Regions from separate parts of the Homo sapiens genome. Here region 1 is linked to region 2. Evidence: read pairs that join two places in POLR2A ChIA-PET (ENCODE). Cell type or tissue: OCI-LY7. All regions are shown on one strand. Each heading gives the region's core, and the rest is flanking DNA. Links, peaks and the distances in the headings are about the cores only.

What was found. ChIA-PET counts read pairs that join two places held together with the same protein. Peaks named below come from ENCODE experiments on the same cell type or tissue, not always from the same donor. Only the 100,000 strongest peaks of a DNase experiment are listed, where the experiment ranks them.
Region 1: POLR2A ChIA-PET joins it to region 2 with 14 read pairs; 2 of 35 experiments call an interaction of 5 or more read pairs at or near these places.

Annotation. Positions count from the first base shown.
Region 1 is chr16:84,225,393-84,229,707 of GRCh38, forward strand. All of the region lies in intron 2 of KCNG4 (potassium voltage-gated channel modifier subfamily G member 4), which reads right to left. Among named protein-coding and RNA genes, the nearest start is that of KCNG4, 12 kb to the right of the region's middle. In OCI-LY7, for the core only: no CTCF peak of the experiment used is centred there; no DNase peak of the experiment used is centred there.
Region 2 is chr16:84,491,519-84,495,853 of GRCh38, forward strand. It overlaps MEAK7 (MTOR associated protein MEAK7), which reads right to left. Exons shown (of 8, transcript NM_020947.4): 3 at 4,165-4,335. Among named protein-coding and RNA genes, the nearest start is that of MEAK7, 11 kb to the right of the region's middle. In OCI-LY7, for the core only: no CTCF peak of the experiment used is centred there; a DNase peak (open chromatin) is centred at 2,143.

The DNA of each region.
Region 1 (4,315 bases), core at 1-4,000, 270 kb before region 2:
ATTTGGAAACCCTGGCACCAGAAGCCCCCAGGGTGCTTGTTGTAAATGCAGATTCTTGGGCCCCCATCACAAAATCCAAACCTTAGGGTGGGGCCCGGGAATCTACATTTTGGTAACTCCCCCCATTCACTCTGAGGCACCTGGAAGGTTTTCAGACTCTGAGCTAGATTCTGCCTACAAGGCCTCTCTCTTTGCAGACATCCTGGGAGTTTCTCCCTAGGCTTAAAATACTTATAGCCTGGGAATAACTTTTCCATACTGATGACCCGATAGCTCAGGAAGGTGACTCCTGAGAGGCCGAGAAGGCGCTGCCAGGTCCTCCTCCTGCCTGTGGGGCTGGCATTTGGACACTCAAGCCATGCACACCGGCTCCTGCCCTCCCACGGCCTGGCCCTCTGGCCACCTCTCTGGACTGCAGCAAGGGCTCTGCTCTGCCGCGTCACTGCACCTGCATCAGGCTCTGCTGTGCATCCTAAATCCAGCCTCCCAGCACTGGTTCCTCAGAAATGCTGGCATTGGGGCAGGGGGTGTTTATGGAGTGTGGGCAGAGGAAATAACTCCCAGCTTAGCAAACATTCGAAGAAAAGAAAAAAAGGGGAAAGAAGGAAAGAAAAAAGTTTTCCTTTCTCCCTTTGTGGAAGTTCTGTGCTTAAACCCAGAAAGTTCCGGGTCCTAGGAACCCCCTGGGCCCTGGGCACACCGGGATGGTTGGTCACCCTATTCCTAGCCCTTGCCACAGGCAGAGCGAGGTGTGTTCTGGCTCCTTCCTGCAATGAAGAAGAGCAAGCGTCAGCCTGGAGAAGGCCCAGGGTGTGAATGGTGAAACAACACCGATGAATCCCACAGGCATGATGTGGAGCAAAGCAAGCCGGGTGTGTGTTTCCACTTGTGGGAAGCTCGAGAACAGGCAGCCTCATCTAGGGTGCACAAAGTGATCAGAACAGTGGCTGCCTCTGGGTAGTGTAGGGATGGCCTGTGAAGGGCCACGAGGGAGCTTTCTGGGGTCACAGAAATATTCTATACTCACAGGGGAGAGGCTGACACGGGTGCATCCGTTTATTAAATTCTACACCTAGGATTTGTGCATTTCAGTGTATGTACATTTCACCTGTAAAACTGTAGAAGAAAAATAGTAACAAATGATTATAAGTGATCTGAGGTGGAGAGGGGATGGAAAGAGAGGAAACAAGAATGGCAGAATATTGGCTGGGCACAATGGCTCACGCCTGTAATCCCAGCACTTTGGGAGGGCAAGGTGGGTGGATCACCTGAGGTCAGGAGTTCGAGACCAGCCTGACCAATATGGTGAAACCTTGTCGCTACTAAAAATACAAAAATTAGCCAGGCATGGTGACACATGCCTGTAATCCCAGCTACTTGGCGGGCTGAGGCAGGAGAATGGCTTGGACCTGGTAGGCGGAGGTTGCAGTGAGCCGAGATTGCACCACTGCACTGCAGCCTGGGCGATAGAGCGAGACTCCGTCTCAAAGACAAACATACACAAAAGCGGCAGAATATTGACCATTGTGTGTAGCTAAGTCATGGAGTCATGGTTTCCCAGAAGTTCCTTATATTATTCTATTTACCTTGTAAATGTCTGAAGTTCTCCATGATGAAAAGTTAAAAAAAAAAAGGATAATCAAAAGCACAATAAGACACAAATTGACATCCACTAGGATGGCTAAAATCATAAAGACAGACAATAGCCAAGTGTCGGTGAGATTGTGGAGAAACTGGAACCCATCACTACTGGTGGGGATGTAAAATGGGGCAGCGGCAGTGGAAACAGTTTGGCAGGTCCTCAAAAGGTTAAACAGAATTACCATGCAACCCAGCTGTTCCACTCCTAGGTGTATAGCTCAGACAAATGAAAACACATGTCCACACAAAAACTTGTACACAGGCCGGGTGTGGTGGCTCACGCCTGTAATCCTGGCACTTTGGGAAGCCGAGGCGGGTGGATCACCTGGGGTCAGGAGTTTAAAACCAGCCTGGCCAACATGGTAAAACCCCATCTCTACTAAAAATACAAAAATTAGCCAGGCATGGTGGCAGGTGCCTGTGATCCTAGCTACTCGGGAGGCTGAGGCAGGAGAATCACTTGAACTCAGGAGGTGGAGGTTGCAGGGAGCCAAGCTTGTGCCACTGCACTGCAGCCTGGGCGACAGAGCTAGAATCTGTCTCAGAAAAAAACAAAACAAAACAAAACCCAAAAAAACTTGTACACAAAAGTCCATGGTAGTATTATTCATAATAGCCCCAAAGTAGAGACAACTTAAACATCCATAAACTGATGAGTGAATACATAAAATGCGGCCTATTCATACAATGGAATAGTAGTCAGCCATGAAAAGGAATGAAGGGCTAAATCGTGCTACAACATGGATGCACCCTGAAAACACGATGCTGAGTGAAAAGAAGCCAGACACAGACACGACATGTTGGATGATTCCACTTATGTGAGATGTCCAGAGCAGGCAAATCCACAGAGACAGAAAGCAGAGGGGTGGGTGTCCGGGGCTGGATGGAGGAGGAGGGTAGCAGTGATGGCTGCACAGCTCCACGATGATACTAAAGACCACCGAATTGTGCACTTTAAAAGGGCCAATATTGTGGTATGGGAGTTATCGTCGGAGTCTGAGCTGGCTGAACACTCCTGGGGGAGGCAGGAAGTGGAAGTAGTGGGGGTCCCACAGCCTGGCCCTCACCTGTTTCACGCAGCAGCAGAGCGGGGCTTCCTGAGGGCAAAGCTGCTGCCCTGGGGGCCCTGCAGATGCAATGCAGGCCAGTTCTGGAAGCTCCATCTGGGAGGGGCTCAGGGCCCACAGTCTTGACCTTGGAGACTTCCTCGCCCCCTCTGTCCCTCCCAGCAAAATGCTGCCAGCCCCACTTCAGAACGTGGCCACCTCTCACTTCTGCAGCTCCTTAGTCAGGGCTGGTCCATTCTGCAGCTCGGCATCCCTCCCTCCCCTCCCTCCTGCTGTGAGTTCACCATTTGTGCCTTTGGCCCTGGCCCGAGGCCCTGAGCTGTTTCCTCTGAGGCTCTCCTGGGGCCTGGATGTGCTGACTCACTCCTCTGCCCACTCCTTTAGCCACTTTTCTCTCGGCCAGCCGTGCCCTCCGCTACCCTCCCCTCCTTTACTCCGCTCCCATGGGCCTCCCCCCAGGCACTACTCACCCCGAGCCGCAATCCCTCCTCCCCAGGTCTCCCCGCCACCCCCCCGCCCACTCCTTCTAGCAGCTGTCCCCACTTCCCAACCCTGGGACACAAGGGCTCTGAGAGTGCTGGAACCAACCGGACGGGGTCAGCCCCACCATGGGACCTGGCCGATGAGTCATCTCTCTGAAGGCGTCTTCCCTTCTGTGAAGTGGGGAAGGTAACTGTCATCCCACAGGGCGATTGTGGGCACCCGGGAGACCCGCTGAGGGATGCTGCAGTGTAGAAGCTTCCCAAATCTACGCTGCTTCTCTTCCTCCTCAGTCCTCTCCCGCTGCTGCCCTCCGGTTCATGCCCTGTGGCTGATCCATCACCGGCTCTCCACGGCCTTCACCTTGGGCGGGTTGGATGGCTGACTTCTCTTCTAGAGGTTCCAGCAAATTCTTACTAGAAAGCAGCTGCCACTGGGCTGGGCATGGTGGCTCACGCCTGTAATCCCAGCACTTCGGGAGGCTGAAGTGGGCAGATCACTTGAGGCAAGGGAGTTTGAGACCAGCCTGGCCAGTGTGTGGAAACCCTGTCTCTACTAAAAACACAAAAATTAGCCTGGCGTGGTGGTGCACACCTGTAATCCGTTACTCGGGAGGCTGAGGCATGAGAATCACTTGAACCCAGGAGGTTGGAGGAGAGCCGAGATTGTACCATTGCACTCCAGCCTGGGCAACAGAGCAAGACCCTGTCTCAAAAAAAAAAGAAAAAAAAAAAGCAGCTGCCACTGAGGGAGCATTACTAGCTTAGCTGCTGTCAGGCAAGTTGCATAACTTCTTGAGACCCAGTTTTCTGATCTGTAGAATGGGATTGTGGTGAGGATTAAATTAGGAAACAGGGAAATGACTAGCACAGGGCCAGGAGCCCAGCAGGGGTCTAAGAAGTATCCACTGACTCTGAATCTCACAGCGGTTCTCCCCGTGTGGGGAAGGCGGGCCGCCATCCCATCGCCTCTGTGCTGGTGTCCCGTCAGCAGTCACCGAAGGAGAGACCTAGGGACTCTCCCAGTGTCCAGCACAGGCCCGGCCTGCAGGGGCCCTTCCTGAACGACTCATGAATGAGTGTGGGTGGTGGCGTCTGCATGGGGCATTTGCGGGGGGCTGGAGTTGG
Region 2 (4,335 bases), core at 336-4,335:
ACGGAGCGAGACCCTGTCTTAAAAAAAAAAAAAAAAACGTCTGGGCACGGTGACTCACGCCTATAATCCCAGCACTTTGGGAGGCCGAGGCAGGTGGATCACGAGGTCAGGAGATCAAGGCCATACTGGCTAACATGGTGAAACCCCATCTCTACTAAAAGTACAAAAAATTACCTGGGCGTGGTGGCGTGCACCTGTAGTCCCAGCCACTTGGGAAGCTAAGGCAGGAGAATGACGTGAACCCAGGAGGCGGAGCTTGCAGTGACTGAGATCGCGCCACTGCACTCCAGCCTCGGTGAAGGCGCAAGACTCCGTCTCAAAAAAAAAAAAAAGAAAAGAAAAAAGAAAACAGATTTAAATTTTTTTAAATTAAGGTTATCATATCCATGTAACATTTTGTATTGTTTTTAAAGTCCTTTTGCTGTTAAGTTACAGGGCTGTGATTCCTAGGGCTAAAAGAGACTTGAATCCTGCTAAATCTTCAACACTGAAAACAATTAAAGCCTCATTTTGAGACCCAGGAAAAGATGGCAATCAAACTGTGTTCACGAGACACAGGGCCTGAAATTTAAAATATTTAACCCCTCTAGGCCCAGGGACTATTGTGGAAGAGGTGGATGTATGAGATTGTAAGGGCCGATTTTGAGAGAGAAAATTAGTTCAGAGGTTCTCTGTAAATTAAATATTAATATCAAACATACACTGATCCAACACCAGCATCTGGGTCCTTGTGTCAGATTAACAAGGTTTTCTTGGAGCATAACCCACCTTTTCATTTAAAGAATTATAAAAGGTTATAAAAAGGTTTATACAAATTACATCTTATGGTCAAGATGATTAAAATTTAATAGATTTGTTTATAAGACTTCACAGAGATTTAAGTGGCCTCATACTGTCTTTATTAGGGCTTATTGTTTGGGAAATTAAGTCTCCTCTCTCAAAAAAATAAAGGTTTTTACCCTTTTTTTCAAAACCTTTGAGTTAGCACTTTGGCTAAATGACTTATTTTACAATGACCTGTGATCTTATTTTGTGATATCAAGTGTTTTATTTTATTTATTTATTTATTTATTTATTTTTGGAGATGAAGTCTGACTCTGTCACCCAGGCTAGAGTGCAGTGGCACAATCTTGGCTCACTGCAACCTCCACCTCTCGAGTTCAAGCGATTCTCCTGCCTTGGCCTCCCGAGTAGCTGGGACTACAGGTGTGTGCCACCACGCCTGGCCAATTTTTGTATTTTTGGTAGAGACAGGGTTTCACCATGTTAGCGAGGCTGGTCTTGAACTCTTGACCTCAGATAATCCACCCACCTTGGCCTCCCAAAGTGCTGGCATTACAGGCGTCAGCCACTACGCCCAGCCTATATCAAGTGTTTTAAACTTCTGATATTTGACAAACTTTCCAGAATCAAATTCAAAATTCAGTCCTTTTGACCTCAATTATTGTTTTGATATTAGGTCCCTTGAGCTCCAAGGGAGACATATTGGGCTTACTTGGTATAATACAATCATACAGGAAGCACTGTCAAATATGAAATGGTGTTTAACCATCTTTGGACCACATTTATGTAAGTGTGTTATTAGTATGTGTTCCAAAATTCTATGAGATTCCTGTGATTCTGATGTGTCTTAGTATATGTTATCAGTAGTAATTACTATTATGTAAAGTTGTTGTATGCCAGAGAAGTACCCAAATTTCCTTGTCAATTGTGTCTTTAACCATGGCTGTTCTAAGACTTTTGACATCCACAATTGTTTTACTTTGATCCTTTTATAGGGCAGTTTATAGTCAGCTATAGAACTCTGAAGAGTACTCTTAAATATCGGTTCCGATAACTTCAGAGATTGTGCTGTTGGAATAGAAAGGAAAACTTCTAGGACTCATAGGGGGCTGACGTATTCATGAGGATTGCCGATCCAATATCAAGCAAGCAAGAAGTTAATTGCGTGGACCGAACTAACAGATGACCGAAATAATCTTTTATGACATTTTGTTTACAACATTAGCTGTTTTTTTTCCAGAGTCAAGAAAACTTTCTCTTTTAAGCTATTTACAGCTTTTAACAATTAAAATATACTCTAGTGAGCAAAATTTAAAACATAATCCCTTTCTGTCTACCTAATTTCTCTAAAATTTGGAAACTATTTGTGAGTATTCTTAATTTATGGCAATATAATTATTTGCATACATTCAATAAGAATCTGTTTTCTTTTATAACAGGACATAATTGGAAACACTGGTTATTTCATGAAGGCTTTGACTGGAACAGCATTTTCAGATTACCTTGAGAAAATGAAGCTGACCTGTAGAGCTGATAAAAGCCACTGGACAAACTGGCCTCACACTGTCCTTTACAGGGTCCTGATCTGTAAGTAAAGGATGTCACTTTCTGACAGGCCCAAATACTCCAAGTTTTCTTGGGACCTCAAAGAGAGAGGAATTCACCCAAGTCACATGGGTATCTACAGGCACAGATAAATTCTTGGCTAGGCTTGGAGCTTTTAGAAAGGTCTAATCTAAAAAAATGAAATAAAATAAAATAAAATAAATAAAAATGTCTAATCTCAGACTCCTTAAGGAAAAGTTCTAGCAAAGATAATTCAAAGAGAGTCAGTGTCTATATGGCAAATTATCACTGTTGCTGCACTTTATGCAAAATAATCAAGCTAAGTATAATTAGACTACAACTTATTTTACAAATAAGTTGGTCCTACTATGATTTTGTCTTTAATGAAAGTGGGGAACTGAAGAGAGAAAAATGTTTCAAAATAAACCATAGTACACTGGTTATTGGATTCTAGCTTTGACCAGTGTCAATTTTTATTATTTTCTACAATTTGGACTGAACCCTAGAATTTTTTCCTGGCTACAAGTCTTTAAAATAACATTTCAATCTTTCTCCTTCCTTCTATTCCTTTTTTTCCCCCCATTTTTCTGATTTGAAATCATTAAAAAATAAGCTGTGCTCTTCTTAAAGCTCTGAGAACTAAAGCTAGACAACTTAAACTCTGGAGTAACAGCGACCTATTTATATACAGAACCATTTTCGTACCTGCCTGCTGATATATGGACTTCAGAGTAATATGGCCTATATGAGTTTTCCAGTGTTGTCTTCCCTTTTTTGTTTGTTGTTTTTCTCTCTTCCTCCCCCACTATTTTTTCTTCACGGGACATGAGACTTCACAACCTGGTAAAAATGAGCTTACCTAAAAACATATCTGACTAGGAATAAACCATTCTGGACATGACAGATCAGACAAAACCCAAGCCCTGAGACTCATTTTCCTCTAAAATCCTTTCTCCAAAAGATTTCTGAAAGACAAAGCAGGAAAAAATAAAAACTCAGGACTCCAATTCACTCTGCCAAAAGGAAAAATTAAGCTAAAAGCTGAGTCTTGCAAGAAACTGCCTTTCCCTTTGTTCCTAAGCAGACAGCTACAGATAAAAGGTTTAAAATCTCCACAGCTGGCCAGCGTGGTGGCTCATGCCTATAATCCTACCACTTTGGGAGGCCAAGGCAGGCGGACCACCTAAGCTCAGGAGTTGGAGACCAGCCTGGCCAACGTGGTGAAACCCCGTTTCTACTAAAAATACAAAAATCGGCCAGGCACGGTGGTGTGTGCCTGTAGCCCCAGCTACTCAGGAGGCTGAGGCAGGAGAACCACTTGAACCTGAGAGGCAGAGGTTGCAGTGAGTCAAGATCGCGCCACTCAACTCCAGCCTGGGTGACAGATCAAGACTCCATTTCAAAAAATAAATAAATAAAATAAAATCTCCACAGGTAGTGACTATGCTCACCTGATCATATGTAAAGTGCTGATTTACTGAGTGCAAGACAAACACACATTGACTATTTCCCTACCTGCTCCCTTCCTCTTAACAAAATATGGATTCAGTAATGGGACCAGACCCTCCCTCCTTCCCCTGCAGTCTGCTTTTCCGCTTTAAGTCCTGAAGCCCTCAAAATCATCTTTGGAGAAAGGCACAGGCCTCTCTCCCAGACATGCCCTTAACCTTGGCAAAATAAACTCCGATTAATTGAAACCCAGCTCAAATACTTTTTGGTTTACTCCTCCATGTGCCATGTAACTGGCCTCCATCCCCCCACCGATGGTCACCAAGACTGCTGAGGAGGCTGCAAAGGACCTCGCGGCCTCACTACCTTTTGGACTTCTCTGGCCTTCACGGGACCTTCTGTGGCAGAAATCATTTTCATAATCATGAGACTCTTCTCCTCGGAGTTTCCTTTCAACAGGTGGGACATGGATGCTGTGAACTGCTCCTGGGACACGTTCTCACTGGGTCCCTTCGCCTTCCCTGTCAGGTCGACCCT